Linked DNA regions of Homo sapiens: region 1 is linked to region 2. Evidence: chromatin loops called from intact Hi-C (ENCODE). Cell type or tissue: PC-3. All regions are shown on one strand.

What was found. Peaks named below come from ENCODE experiments on the same cell type or tissue, not always from the same donor. Only the 100,000 strongest peaks of a DNase experiment are listed, where the experiment ranks them.
Region 1: a loop joins it to region 2, with 10 times the contacts of the local background. A loop is called at or near these places in 102 of 110 quality-filtered maps.

The regions. Positions count from the first base shown.
Region 1 is chr1:245,999,404-246,007,403 of GRCh38, forward strand. All of the region lies in intron 5 of SMYD3 (SET and MYND domain containing 3), which reads right to left. Among named protein-coding and RNA genes, the nearest start is that of SMYD3-AS1, 110 kb to the right of the region's middle. In PC-3, a CTCF peak has its summit at 3,931 (motif pointing left); DNase peaks (open chromatin) are centred at 3,928 and 5,878.
Region 2 is chr1:245,148,589-245,156,588 of GRCh38, forward strand. KIF26B (kinesin family member 26B) reads left to right here and starts at 6,397. Exons shown (of 15, transcript NM_018012.4): 1 at 6,397-6,899; 2 at 7,694-8,000. The coding sequence starts at 6,837. RefSeq lists enhancers at 4,533-5,208, 5,209-5,884 and silencers at 5,739-5,938, 7,806-8,000. In PC-3, a CTCF peak has its summit at 4,588 (motif pointing right); DNase peaks (open chromatin) are centred at 4,583 and 5,903; H3K4me3 peaks cover 3,516 bases; H3K27me3 peaks cover 5,285 bases.

The DNA of each region.
Region 1 (8,000 bases), 850 kb after region 2:
TGTAGGTTTTTATTATTATCCTCATTTTAAAGTTAATAATTCTGAAAACCAGCAAGGTTAAGTATCTTGCCCAAGATCACAGAGCAAGACATGGCAAAACCTAGATTTAAACCCAGAAACTCTTGACCTGGAATCTATGTTTTTAAACAACTAAGCTGGTTGCCAGTATAAAAGACCTAAGAGTGAGTCAAAAAAAGAAAAAAAGAAAGAAAGAAAAAGGATTTAAGGATAGGGATGTATAAACAATTATATACTACCTAAAGCAAGAGAGAGAGAAAGAGAGATAAAGACTAATGAAACCAACATACTGCATTCTTATTTCAAAAGTCAAATATTAATTGTTCCATAAATAGTACAGGATACTACTGATCTTTTAGGCTCACCCAAGTCTCTCCCAGAAAACAAACAATAAAGCAGAAAGAGCACGGAACTCGAGGTTATAAAATCTGCTTTAAAATCCTGGCTCAATGACTTACTTTGCTTACTTCTTCATTTAGCGAGTATGTAATGAGTACCTGCTAGGCACCAGGGAACATGCTGGCTAGTTCACTCAACGTTTTGAATCCTAGTTCCTCTTTTATAAAATTGGAATAATATACCTACTTCACAGGGTTAAGAAAGCTAAATGAGATAGGCTATGACTGTTCTTGACTCCTAGTTTACACTCAGTAATGGTTGACTGAAGATGTTTTCTCTTGCCTAGTTTCTCAGAATAAAAATTCGTGATGATGATAAGATATATAAATCATGCGGCTTGGGTTTTCAATGGAGGCATTGTGACTGCCAGGCTGTAGACAAATCTACACAGCTACTCGGCTCCTTGTGCCCCACCCTCTTTCTTACCCTTAAGCTGGCAAGATGATGACACATGGCAGGGCACCGATAAGTGTCGGTTTTTTTCTGTTCTTCCCAGAAGGGGTGGGAAGAGACAACAGAAAGGAGAAAGGAAAAGGAGACAGGAGAAAAAAGGAACATGGAAGAAAAAAAAACAGAATGTGAAGATGGAGATAGGATATTACTTCCTTCCCTTCTCTCCCACTGGGGTAGAAAGGGCTGTGGTCTGCAGGGGGCGTCCACCTTCCATTTCTCTCTAGAATGTCCCATAGCATCAACCATGCCCCTAAACCAAAAATGACACAAACCTTCTCCAGACTCTAAAAAGCCCCTTTGGACCACACAGGACTTCTCTCTGTTTCCCCCTCCCCTGGACACCACCATACACACAGTTCAATGATGACCTTTTATTTTGCATCATGGCCAAAACAGTTATTAAGGAGTTTCATTTCCAGGGCGCTCACTAATCAAGATAACAGAGACTAAAATACAAGGCCTACAAGCCTTACACTCATCACTGGTGATTCGCTGAGTTCACCTTGTCAAGTAAACTGTAAGATGCTGGAAGACAGAGAACGTATCTAACAGAACATATCTATCAGTGAGTATTTGCTAAAGCCACATCTTGACTTATGACATATGGAGTGTTTGGAAACAGAAGATCACATTTCTACATTCCACATAGATCGAAAGTCTAGCTAACTTAGAGACTGCTTTATTTTGTCCGAGTAAGGTTTTCCTTAATTTCTAAAGTTCTGTGATGGTAAGAAGAAGCCCACCAATTATCAGCCCATTTACACCACTTCACTCAAGTCTTACGAAATGAGGCCGCTGTCCTGCGCCCCCGACGAGGAGGGAAACGAGACTGATGCAAATGATACTCTAAGGCCAACAGACAGAACCATATTTAGGATCCTATCGGGCTAGCTCCAAACGCTGCCTTCCCACCTATTCACCTGAAGTTCCTTGTAATTTGTTAGTGTGAATTAAATGACATCTCGGAAAGTGTTGCTTCTGACTAGTGAGAAAGTTTTATGTCAAGAGAAGATGAATTGCTCCAAGGAGAAAAATATGCCAGGCAAGTCCAAACACGTCTGCCTACCTACAAGTATGATTCCCACAAGCACGTCCTCCTCTTGCCAACCCATCTTCAACCTTATAGGGTGCAGATGTTTTTGAAAGTTTCTCCTTGCTCCAGGTACTATGGAAGAGACAGTGTCTGGCTTCATCCTGGAAACCATGGGGTATGTGGCATCCATCATGTTTTGGAGATGGGCCGTTTTTACATTAGCCACCCTTGCCAAAATCTAAGAAGCATGGCTGTTTCTCATCATGTGGTCGCTGGCTCTGCGAGCTGTGGTTTGAAGACGGAAACAATAATAATCCTATACATAAATGACTAACATTTTATGGGGAAGACAGAAAATAGTTTAAATGTTTTCCATGATCCTCTTTTTGAACTACAAATGATAGTCAAACAGGGGTCATTGCCCTGGCTGATAATTTTCAGAATTGCAGACCCTACAGTAAATAACATTCACAGATGGTTCCTTTCTTTGAATATCAATGCTCTGCCTTTTGGGAGCTGGCAGCTACTCAGAGAAGAGCATTAAACTGGCCAGAAAGAGACCTGGGATCCTCTGGATCTCTTTCCTTTGTTCAGAACAAGAGATTTTGACAGATTCTCCGGCCGCCAGTCTTCCAGCTCTGGTTTCCAGCTCTGGTTCTGGGCGATCCCCAAGAGATCACAGATACTTTGTATACTTTCCACATCCACCACTGTAATTGCAGAGTCCCTATCTTCCTTACGATTCTGTTTACTAGAACCAAACCCATCATTTTTGAGACATTGCCAAATTCACTGCAGGAACAAGTCATAAGTCCACTGAGAAGCGCATGCCAGTTGTGAGGAGACTCCGGTCTGACGGGCAAGATGACCACCTCCTTTTTATTTTATTATTTTTTTAAATGGAGTCTCGCTCCGTCACCCAGGCTGGAGTGCTGTGGCGCGATCTCGGCTCACTGCAAGCTCCGCCTCCCGGGTTCACGCCATTCTCCTGCCTCAGCCTCCCGAGTAGCTGGGACTGCAGGCTCCCGCCACCACGCCCGGCTAATTTTTTGTATTTTTAGTAGAGACGGGGTTTCACCGTGTTAGCCAGGATGGTCTCGATCTCCTGACCTCGTGATCCACCCGCCTCGGCCTCCCAAAGTGCTGGGATTACAGGCGCCCGCCACCACGCCCGGCTAATTTTTTGTATTTTTAGTAGAGACGGGGTTTCACCATGTTAGCCAGGATGGTCTCGATCTCCTGACCTCGTGATCCGACCGCCTCGGCCTCCCAAAGTGCTGGGATTACAGGCGCCCGCCACCACGCCCGGCTAATTTTTTGTATTTTTAGTAGAGACGGGGTTTCACCATGTTAGCCAGGATGGTCTCGATCTCCTGACCTCGTGATCCGACCGCCTCAGCCTCCCAAAGTGCTGGGATGACAGGCGCCCGCCACCACGCCCGGCCCATTATTATTTCTTTAGAGACGGGGTCCTGCTCTGTCACCCAGCCTAGAGTGCAGTGGTGCAATCATCGCTCACCGCAGCCTCGACCTCCTGGGCTCCAGTGATCCTTCCACCTCCCTCTCCCAAAGTGCTGGGATCACAGGCCTGAGCCTCCGCGCCCGGCCACCTCCTCTTACAGTAGTTCCCAACCCATTCTTCGGCCTCACTGCATGGCTCACACGGAAACATCTCAGTTTACCACCGCACGATGTAAGTGCGTTCTACACTCACCAAAGAGAAAAGAAGTCTGAAGGATAAGGCAGAGAAGAGAAAGGTTGTAGGTAGGAGGATTGGTGAGCAGGGAAGAGATATGATGGAAGAGGCGGAGGGAAAGACGGTAAAGGGGCGAAGAAATGCCAAGTGAAGATGTGTAGGCACACAGAAGAACCGAACCCAGAACCAGAAAGGGGAAAAACTCTATTGTTCTGTGGGGCTCCAATTCACAGGTCATTAGGCTTTGGAGGATCCCCACAGAAGGTTGTCATCTGCTTCTCAAACCTCTGGCAGGGGCATCAGGTGTAGCTATGCTACCACAGCGCCATCTGGTGGAGCGGTGGGACTTATCATGACCTAATCAAACTCTTTTAGGACTAATTCCGTCTTGCAACAATTCCAGGCAATAAATACAGGTGACAGGATATATTATTGAGGAATATGGACAGCTGAAGTTCACACATTGTTACGTCCTATGGATTATCTCCTCTCAGAACAATTGTAGAGTAACTTTACAATCCACATACTGAAAGATTCCCTCCCCATTCCTTTTTATCTCTTCCCACCCCATTTTGAACGGCTCAGCTATCAACAAAATTTTCAATAAGAAATACATTGCCTTTAGATGTACCTTTTTCAGCAATGTAAAACTACCTTGCTTATTATTCCAATGATCTGAATTTTGAGCATCTCTTTAAATTACATACAGATCAATGTCATGAAGCATTAAATTTATTATAATATGTAATATAAATATCTCACACATCTAGTCATTAAACACTAATATTTACTTTGTTGCCTTTCTTTCTCCACAGTTTTCCCATGTGATTCTCTTAAGAACAAAATATAATACAGTCGTGTAAATCTAAGTGATTTATTACACAAGTGATTATCCTAGAGATACTGGGACCCACGACTTGGGGCTCCACCAATGTTCCTCTGTTATATAAGCTCAGGTATGAGTTCTGGGAAGCCACAGGGCATGGGAGCAAAACCACATGCTTTGGCTCAGACCTCGATTGGAATTCGGGCACCGCCACTTACTAAGGGGCCTTCTCAAGCCTGTCTCCTATCTGTAAAATGGGAATGAGCCTACCGACTTCATAGGATTGCTGTGAGGATTAAATGGAAATCGGTACGCAAAATGGCCAGCACAGTGCTAACATCTAGAAGGTGCTGCCCAGCCCCAAAGAGATCTACCAGAGAAATAATAATTCTCATTTTTAGTCAAGCTACAAAATAAGACTCCTCATTTCTGATTTGTTTTATAAAAATGCAAAAAAGAGAGAGAAGAAAAGCCTTCCAAGATTCTGATACCGCTCACCCCAGTTTTCACTTGAAAGTCAACCAATGAATGAGCACCAGGGTGAAGATGGAATTCTGCCAGCCACAGTACCTGCAAGAGTCCACAACACACTTGACTTTCATTCATGTGTACTACAATCCTGTGGGTTAAAGGGCCATAAAAGTTGTCCTGGTTTTTCTTATACTTCAAAGGAAGCAATTTAATGGCCATGAATGACAGCCTCCCGATTACACTGTAACTATGAAACACGACTGTTCTGGAATGATTTCCAGGCTGGCTCCCTCACCAAAGGAACTTCAAGGTAAGAATTTAAACAAAATAACCTTTCCAGGCTTTCATCCAGCTTCCTCATGCAAGAGGCTCTATCCTTGGGAGCCCAGGGAATGTATGTGCACACAAAGGGTTACGTAGGGTTGAGGCCAGACAGAGGGTGGTCTGGAGAGTTGTGTTGAGGCAGGGCAACCCAGAAAATGGACAGCACTGTTCCCTGGGGAGGCCTATATGCTACAGACACTATAAGAAATAAAAGAATAAGGGATAATAATTTTTTTTTTGAGACAGCGTCTCACTCTGTCACCCAGGTTGGAGAGCAGTGGTGCAATCATGACTCGCTGCAGCCTCAACCTCCTTGGACTCAGCTGATCCTCCCACCTCGGCCTCCCGAGTAGCTGGGACTACAGGCGTGCACCACCATGCCTGGCTAATTTTTTTGTATTTTTTTCTAGAGATGGAGTTTCTCCATGTTGCCCATGCTGGTCTCAAACTCCTGCGCTCAGGCCATCTGCCCATCTTGGCCTCCCAAAGTGCTGGTATTATATGCATGAGCCACTGGGACTGGCCTAATTTTAACATTTTAAGGGGGAAACATTACATGAAGAATGTTGGTTACAAAGAAAAACCTCAAAAATGTGGGCTCTGCCTATCTTACTGCCATTGCTTAATTAGCCAGATAGAGCAAGCCAAAAATATTCCCATTGCCCTATGACTCAGCAGACAAGTATAAATGTTTCTCACAGTAGCAAAGCAAACGCTTACAGCTGGAAGACCATCACATATGGTGGAGCCAACGCTGTACTTGGAACTGGATTTGATTTTCAATCCTGGTTTCTCAATTAACTAGCTCTCTGACCTTGGGCAACTTCCCTGAACATTGGTTTGCTCATCTAAAATGCGGATAGTCACCTGTCTCTATAAAGGGCTACCCATTAAATTAGAGGATGTGAGGATAAGCAAATCAAAACTCCCTTGGTATGTCCTATGCCTCCTCTCAGCTGGAATACAGCAGGGCCTAGGAAACAGGTCCAGTTTTCTGCAGAGAGTCATATGGGCATAGTTTAAGCATGTAAAGGGGCACGCTTACAGTGATGTTATAAAAGCAAAACACAAGTACCTGCTTACTGCAGAATCCTCTCACAAACAGAGAATCCTATGAAAACTGCAAAAGGGATAAAGAAAGAAAAAGTGGGGGAAGCCAGGTCCTTCAAACCTCCAGTCAGCAGTCACTCTCAATCATTACCAGACGTCGTCACTGAATTTAGGGCCCCTGTCAGAACCAGCACACATATGGAGCCGTGGTTACAGGCCAGAACACACACCTCTTGACATTTAAAGATGTTCATCTTCAATTGGCCTCCATATGAGATGTGGAGTTTGAGAACCTAATTGTTCCCAAGCTCTGTGAATGGGTTTTATATACTCCGAAGACAGCTAGATATTGAAAGGGGAGAAAAGGCGGGATCTTGACATTTGGGAAGCAATTCTACTACACTGTTTTAGGATTGGTTTTAAAAATTAAAGACGGTGATTTGATGTTTGTGTTGAAAGCACAACCACGTCCTGACTGCTAAAAGAAATCTAACCTATATGTCATGGTCCCCCAAAGCCCCAAAGTGGATTTTAAAGTTGTTAAAGTAAAAATCTACTTTGTAGGAAGAGCCCGCCTTGCTATTCTACCTTAAAACTGATGAGCGAGTTGGAGGGACTGGGATGTTGGAGGGGCTGGGGTGCTGGAGGGGCGGCGGGGGGCGGGACAGGGGAGACACGGGTGGTGAGGAACAGTCCAGGGATATCCAGGCTGGACCCACGTAGGTTCCTCTTCCTACCAAAGGGGAACTGGGACGTGCTCCCTGTTTCCCAGACGGAACTCCTGGGTGATAATGTGAGAAGCCCTTACTGCACATCTGTCTTTCCCCACATACTTACAAAGTTAGGGGGAAAGCTGGAAAGTGATATGCAGCCCCTGTATAATTCTGACTTATTCTCAGAAGATTTTTTAAAAAACTAAAAAATAAATGGAAATCAGCTGCAGCCTTCCTGATGTGTGAATAGAGACAATTTAAAAGACATCAAGTGCCAAATACTGACCTGTCTCGCCTAACAAAACTGCCCTGTCTTTCAGCCCACTGAGAACAGAGGGACACACACCACAGGGAGGTGAGCTGTCTCGGAAGGAGCCCTCCACGCAGACCCCACAGCTATATTAACTGTGCTTAACGTAATCATGAACACATAATCGCGGGGCTATTGAAGACTCCATAACAAACAAGATCAAGGAGCCTGGAGCCTCTAAAACATGAAAACCAATTAGCACTATGAAATCTAAGAGCAGACACAGCCAGAGCTCGAGAAAAGGCATGGGCAGGAGCTGGACTGCTCAATCCTGCTCACTCCTCCCTTCCTTCCTGTTACACGGTTCTGTTCTGAGGTGCTGCTGAGAGGGGCTTCCTCTCCTGGGCCAGAACTGAGGCTAAGGCCCGAAGCTGAGGACAGAAAGTGATCAACTCCCCACATTCTAAAGAGGCTGCTGGAGAAGCGGCCACGACTGGGGCCTGACATCCTTCTCTAGGGATTATCAGGCAGCACTCTGCTACCCATCCCACAGGACCGTAACTTATCCTTCCCAATCCGTAGAAAGCAAGACTCTGAAGCATGTGCGTTTGTCTTTGGCCTTGTGGGAGGTTTCTATTCAAGAGGAAAACTGATGCCATGAAGGATGGGATGAGGTGCTTTCTCTTCCCAGAAGGGAAAGATTTGGGTGCCTCGTGAAAGGGAGTCTGGAGTCAGCTCCCTGGTCAATGATCTACTTGCAGAGACAA
Region 2 (8,000 bases):
AATCTTTTTTAAGTTTTCTCCCCCAACCCCAAAACAAAATAAAATTAACAACCAAAAAAAAATGTATCACTCTGACTACACAAATTTGGTTCATATCTTTTCTCTCTATCTACCTTTATCATCTGAACTTTTAATTTCAGACTGAAATCAAGCCTTGGAATTTAGCGTGGAAGGAATTTATAAGGCTAAAATGATTAATGATTGAAATGATATTTCAAGAGTGGAAACCCTTTCTCAGCTTGCAGGATAACAACCCTCCTCTTATACCACAATAATGACCAGGCACACAGATTCACGTTACCAGCTTGCCGATGACTCTCTGGTGGCCCCCGCATGATCATACGGTCCTCAGAACACCAGAAGATCATATGCAAATATTGTCTGCATATTCATCAAGATACCACGTGGCCAGTGTAAGCTGCTTTAATTATTCTTCAAGGAGAAACACAGCCGTCTCTAGCACACGCACTTCAGTGGCTCTGTCGGCATGTTGGTGCCTGAACTGATATGGAAATTATTTCGAAAGCAAAATATTGAAGAGGAGTGAAATCTGCTGTACTGTACAGTCAACTTAGCAATTAGAAGTTGCCAGCCTTTTTTTTTTTTTTGAACAGTCTTGCTCTGTTGCCCAGGCTGGAGTTCAATGATGCCATGTTGGCTCACTGCAACTTCTGCCTCCTGGGTTCAGATGATCCTCCCCTCAGCCTCCCAAGTAGCTGGGACTACCAAGCATGCACCACCACATCTAGCTTTTTTTTTTTTTGTATTTTTTGTAAAGATGAGGTCTCGTTATATTGCCTGGGCTGGTCTTCAACTCCTGGGCTCAAACAGTCCACCCACCTTGGCCTTCCAAAGTGCTGGGATTATAGTTGTGAGCCACCGCACCTGGCTGGTTTTTTATTTCTGATTTATACTTTCAGACTTTCAAAAACACAATGATATAATATATTTTAGCTATAAAATTTATGATCTATTCACCCCTGAGTTATAAATAATGGGAAAGCTAAACTGCATTCTCTGAAATATAAAAGTCCCGTGAGGCATTCCCAAAGAAGTTATGTCCATTTAATAATTAAGCAACAAGGAATATGGAATAAAAATTTCATTCTTAGCCAGGTAATGGACTTTAGCTTTCTTTGCACTTTGTACTCATGGATACACCAGAAAGATATGTTTTTCACCCAGGGATATCAACGGAATCAATAAATTGATGTTCATAGAAGCTCTTGGTGGCCGGGTGTGGTGGCTCACACCTGTAATCCCAGCACTTTGGGAGGCCGAGGTGGGCAGATCACTTGAGGTCAGGAGTTCAAGACTGGTCTGGCCAACATGGTGAAACCCCGTCTCTACTAAAAATACAAAAATTAGTCAGGCATGGTGGTGCATGCCTGTAGTCCCAGCTACTTGGGAGGCTGAGGGATGAGAATCACTTGAACCCGAGAGGTGAAGGTTGCAATAAGCTGAGATCTTACCACTGCACTCCAGCCTGGGGAACAGAGTGAGGCTCCGTCTTAAAAAAAAAAAAAAAAAAAAAAACTCTTGGCTTTTATAAGCCAGTATATAATTTTTTCATTCTTAAAATGAGTGTCTTTTCCCACCTAAATCTTGAAGTAATAGTGTTAACATCCTCAAATGTGAAGAAGAAAAACATGTATATTTATAATCTATATCATTTATCTATCTATGAGTAATGAGTAAAGGTTTCAGTTGCAACACTGAAATTCCTCAGTCTAATAGAGAATCAAATTATAGCTACAGGCTGCTAATTCATAGAAAGAAAACCCTTGAAACAACAAGAATTCCAAAAGCCCAAGGTAGATCTGAAAAAGCCACCGTTAAAACTAGAATTCGGGAGTATCTTATGTACAACGTTGAATTTCCCAAAGAAAACTCTCATAAACTGACAACAATGACCAACCCATTTAAGGGCCCTGGAGAATGGCCAGAAGCAGGCAGAGACTGGAAGGGGTTCGAAGATCTAATCCTTAAAAGAAGGGTTCTAGGGCCCTCCTTCCAGTCTGCTGAGCACTGTGACTAGAGCACAAGAAAAAAGCCAGTCGTAGGGTTTGAGGCATTCCATGGTGAAGTTCAGGGCTGTCAAGAGTAGCTGGAGAGGGGGAAGGAGAATCCAGGAAAGGAGAGAGCCACACTGGGGCAGCCCTGAAATCCACTAAAATTTCCCTCAAATCTGGCTGATGAGTTGAACTCTGAACACCCAGAAGAGCTGCAGGAAGTCGAGAGAAGGCAGGAACTGCATGGTGAAGGAGTTGAGCAGAGACTGCAAGTCCTGTCAAGTGCACGGAGCAGAGTTGGAGTCTGAGTTCCAAGTTAGAGGGGACTGGCAAAGCGGTTAGGCTTTCCATTGAAGCTGCAGAAGGGCTGCGCCTCGGGGATAAAGAACAGTCCCAGGACTAAGGGATTTTCCTTAGATCTCAGGGCAAAAGCTAGTTAGAACCACTCAAAGAAAGCATGAAACCAAGCCTCCTCAAGTTCGAGGTGACCCATCAGTAACTTAACTGCCTGCTAGAACAAAAATCAATACTCCTCAAGGAAGGGAATAGAATCTAGCATCTCTATGATGTAGCATCTACAATATTCAATATACAGTTACAATTTCTTGAATATGAAAAGAAACAGGAAAATGTGATTCCGAGTCAGTAGAAAAATCAGTTAATAGAAAGTGACCCCCAAATGAGTCAGAGGTTGGAATTCAGACAAGAACTTTAAATACGCTACTGTAAATATGTTTAAGGATTTAAAGGGGGAAAAAAACAGAGAACTGGAAACACACACACACACCCACACACATATGCAATTTTTGGATCAGCTGCATCAGCTTAACAGCAGATTGGAGGCAGCTGAAGCAAAGGTTGGCGAACTTAATAAAGGAGCAATAGAAATGATTCCGTCTGTAAAGAGGTAAAAATGTAAATAATGAACAGAGTTTCAATAACCTATAAGACAATATCAAGCACTGTAATAACAAACATGTAATTGGTATCCCAGAAGGAGAGGAAAAAGAGAGAACAGGGCAGAAAAAAATATTTGACTAAGTAGTGGCTGAGAATCCCCCAAATTTGGTAAAAAACTTACAGATCAATTTACAGATCCTAGAAATTCAGCAAACCCTAACCAGGATAAATACAAAAAGTAACACATATAGAAATATTATAGTCAAATTACTGAAAACCAGAGGCAAAGAAAAAATCTTCAAAGAACTCAGAGAAAAAAAGACACATTACATACAGGAGACTGTCCATATGAATTACTGCTGACCTCTCATCAGAAACAAGGAAGGCCAAAAAGCAATGAATGACATCCTCAAAGGGCTGAAAGAAAAATAACTGTCAATCAGGAATTCTACGTCTAGCTAAACGATTCTTCAAACACAAAAGTGAAACAAAGACATTTTCAGATAAGCAGAATCTGAGAATTTGTTGCCAGGAGACCCTCACTATAAGAAACACTAAAAGAAATGACCCAGTTAGAAACTTGCCTCTAAAGGAAAAAAAATAAAGAGCCCCAGACATGACAAAACTGGGTAAATATAAAAAACTTGACATTTTCACTGAAAGACAACAGATTGTTTCAAGTAAAATTGATGAAATTGTTTTGTGGATTTTATAATGCATGTAGATGTAAAATATATCAAATTAGTAGCACAAAGGAGGAAGGTAAGATGGAGAGGTTGCAAGTCTACATTTTAGGTGAAGCGGCACAATGTTAATTCTAAGTAGCCTATGAAATGTTAAAGATTCATATTATAGGCCAGGTATGGTGGTTTCATGCCATAATCCCAGCACTTTGGAAGGCGGAGGCGGGAAGACAGCTTGAGCTCAGGAGTTTGAGACCAGCCTGGGCAACACAGGGAAACCTTGTCTCTACTTAAAAAAAAAAAAAATTAGCCAGGTGTGGTGGTGTGCACCTGTAGTCCCAGCTACTAGGGAGGCTGAGGAGAGAGGATCATTTGAGCCTGGGAGATGGAGGCTGCCGTGTGCCATAATAGCGCCACTGCACTCTAGCCCAGGCAACAGAGTGAGCCCCTGCCTCAAAAAAAAAATCCATATTATAATCATCAGAGCTAAAAAGTCAACAGAGAGATGAAACTGGAATACTGAAAAGTTATTCAATTAACAAAAAAAGGCATGAGAGACAGAAGAATGAAAGAGAGTAGAGATAGAAAACAGACCCATACTAGCAACAACATGAAACTCAAAAACCTGTGTTAAGTGAAAAAAGCCAAACCCAAAAGAGTACATGCTGTACGGATTCTATGAATTAAAAACCCTTCCAGATCAGTCCACACTAACCCATGCTGATAGAAATCAGAACAGTAGTTTCTTATGAGAGGTGGGGATTGCCTGGGAAAAGGTAGATAACCTTCAAGAGGGACAGGAATTTATAGATGTTGATCGAGGTGGTGGCCTACGCAGAGTACACGTTTGTCAAAATTCATAGAACTTAACAATTAAAATGTGTGCGTTTCATCTTATGTATATACATTTTACATAAACATCAATTTTTGAAAGCTTCTTAAAAACTCTTGCAGAGCCTCCGGTTATAAACTTTAATCAACAGAGGGCGCTCGGAGCCCACCAAACACGCTTTGGGCCCCCAGCTACTTAGAAATGCAAATCAGAGCAGCTCTGGGCTCCCCCGTCTCCGAGGTGGATCGCGCAGCTCCCCAACACTCCCCCTCGACACCCCACCTTCCCCACCCGCGGCCTCGCCGGCTCGTTTCACCACACGCTGCTTTTTGGCTGATAAGCGGCTCGTGGCCAATGGCGATGATGTGTTTCGCGGCACCTACGCGAAATACAGATGCGGGTGGGAGCTGGCGCGTGCTGCCTGGAGGTGTACCTGCCCCCTAAGGTCCCCTATTGATAGGATCGCTTTTAAATTGGAAGTGGGAACGTAACGGAAACGTCCACTCTGTTCTTGCCATCTTCCTTTTGACCTTTTTACCTCGCTTTGGTGGCTGTGAAATATTCCCGCGCAGGAGCTGGAGCGGGGAGGAGTGGGGCAGAGCACGGGAGGCACAGAAGAAATTGTCCCCGAGGAAGGCAGAGTGGGGGCGTGGCCCCAGGCTTCCAGAACCCCGAACCTTTGTCTTCTTGCCCCCTCCTGCGTCGTCCACAGCTCAGAAGGAAGTCAGCGACCAGAAAGCCCTGAACGTCCTTCGCGCCCTCGCCCACCCCCGGGCTGGGTCTCCCCGCGGGCGCGGAGATGCCGTTACACCCCACGTGATCCCTGCGCCCGGCCAGTCCTTCCAGAGGCGTCTCGCGGGGTGTTAATTAAAGGTCACAACAAAACAGACCTGCTGGCTCACCAGAAGAAATGTCCTCCCGTGAAATGAAAAATGACACCCCAGAGCAGCCACGTGTGGAGCCTGGCATACGCCGGCTTCCTGCGCTCCTGGGCGCTGCGCCGGGGGACTGGGGCGGGGGGCGATCGGAGAGGGAGCGATGACGGGGTGCTCCGGAGACCCCGCGGGGCCCAGGCGCAGGAAGAAACGGGCGGCGGGGGGCGAGGGGCCCGATCCCACGCAAGGAGAGGCCAAGGCCAGCTCGCGCCACACCCCCTCTCCAGGCCAGAGTCGTCCGCGTGCAGCGCGGCGAAGCCCTCAGTTTCCCCTGCCCGGCAGCGGCCCGCTGGGTCACCAGGCTCACCTGTCCCAGCCCCGGGCGGCTTAGTCCATCACAGACCGGGGCTCGGGCGGGCGGGGGACCAAGGGCCCTAGTCCTGCGGCTGCGGTCGGGGAGGGTGGCCCCCCGGCCGGCCCGGGGTCGGTAGGGCAATTCCAGAAAAGGTTTGCCCGGCAGCTCTCCGAGAACAAAGGGCGGGGGGAGGACCCGGCATGTTTGTGGACTTGTTTGTGACTCAATCCCTTTTGCACGGCGTTTCACAGACAGACCTGCAAGCCTTGTCAGGAAGAGAAAGAACTTGGGGGCGGGGGAGGCTGGGGCACCGCATTTCCGTCCAGCCACGCTCGCTCGCGCGGCCCCCGGGCTCCAGGCTCGCGCAGCGGCGTTTCATTAGAGCCCCGGGCCCGGGCCGCGCGCCAGGAACTTCCCCGCACGCGGCGAGATCGACGATCCCCCGCCCCCAGCCCCAGCCCGGCTCCAGGCCTCGCAATGTCAGGCACGAGCGCCGCCACATAAAATGGATCCCGGCCGGCGCGGCGAGGGCGGCAGGTTCCCGAGGCTCCTCCGCGCTGCGCCCGGGCGCACACGCGCGCTGTGACCGCCGACCGCTCCCGGGCCACGCGGAGCCGCCCCTCTCCCGGCCCTCGCGCAACTGTCAGGCGAAACGGGCCGGCGGATATTGGCTCGGCGACACGCCGAGGCTCCTCCCCGAGTCTGGATCTTTATATTTTGGGAGAATTTCTTTGAACTCAGTTACCAAGCTCGGTGAAGGAGACAAGTTCCCACAGCTGACTCGGCTCGGCTCTCCCACCTTCCCGGCAGCGGCCGCGAGCCCTGATTGTATCCCTCGCTTTCCTCGTGGGGGAGCACGGACTGACTTGGCTGAAGAAAATGCCAGTTCTGTGGATGTGGCCGTGACAAGAGGACGTGCGGCTGGAAGAGGCAGAAGGGGACGAGGAAAAGCATGCTTTGAAGAGAAGAATAAACCAGCGACCCCAACCCTTTCTGCAAATTGGTGCTATTACTTGTGGGATCCATTTGCTTTCATTCCCTCCCACCCCACCGCTGAAGAAACCTTGCCCTGAGGGCTGAGAGCCAGCCCCCTGCAGCCGGGGGACGCTTCTGGGTTGGAGGACCTTCTGGATGTAGCGTCGGTGGAACCTTTAGATACTCTCCTCTGGAAAAGCCACCATGAATTCGGTAGCTGGGAATAAAGAGAGGCTTGCGGTCTCCACCAGGGGCAAGAAATACGGGGTAAGTTGTGACGGTACGACGCGGAGACGCGTTACCAGACCCATCTCGGCGGAGGTCCCCCTTTCCCCGGGATCGTGCGGCCCCGGCCCCGAGCTCTCCCCCGCTGCAGAGGCGCCCCCGGGGCTGGCGGGGTTGTGAGTGCGCGGAGGCGGGTCGGCCGCGGGGACGCCCGCACGCTCGCCTCGCTCTCGGAATTTTTTCAGCCCTCTCGTTCCTTCCTTTCCACGCACCCGTAACTTTTGCCGCATTCCTGCACTTCTAGGCAGAGTGAAGCCGAAGGGGAGGGTTTCCCATGAATGCTGGGCAGTACCTCGGATCGTTTAGCTGGAGCCGTGAGAGCCTCTCGTTTACCTGCAGGATCCGGAGAGTTGGACCCCGTATGAATAAAAATCCTGAAATCACAGCCCTCCCCCTACCCCCCCCATAGGGTCTTCCAGGATTTTGTTCCCGGGATCTTGCTGGGATAGGTGCCGGCTTCAAAAGCGTGGGGCGCTGAACCTATGGATCCCCCCCGCCTTGCAGAAGCCGTGGAAACGGCCCCGAGCGAGTCCCCTTCCTGACCCCAGGAGGAGGCCACCGGGGACCAGCGCAGGGGTCACCTGGGCGGTGGGGACTCACTTAAGGACAATTAACGAGACAGACGGAGGGCAATTTGGCCGCAGGGCTTGGAGAGGTCCCCAACCGACTCCCGTGGGCGGTTCGAGCGGGTACTTGGTGGCGCACGTATGACCCAGCTCCTGGGCGCTGCAGCCCGCCGCCTTGCAGCCCCTGACACCGGCGTGTCTTCCCCGCAGGTGAATGAAGTCTGCTCGCCCACCAAGCCCGCAGCGCCCTTCTCCCCGGAAAGCTGGTACCGGAAAGCATACGAGGAGTCGCGCGCCGGCAGCCGGCCCACTCCTGAGGGCGCGGGCTCAGCGCTCGGCTCCTCGGGGACCCCGTCTCCCGGCTCGGGCACCTCGTCCCCGAGCTCGTTCACCGGCTCCCCGGGACCCGCCTCCCCCGGCATCGGCACTAGTTCGCCGGGCTCCTTGGGCGGCTCTCCGGGCTTCGGCACAGGCTCCCCGGGCTCCGGCAGCGGCGGCGGCTCCTCCCCCGGCTCGG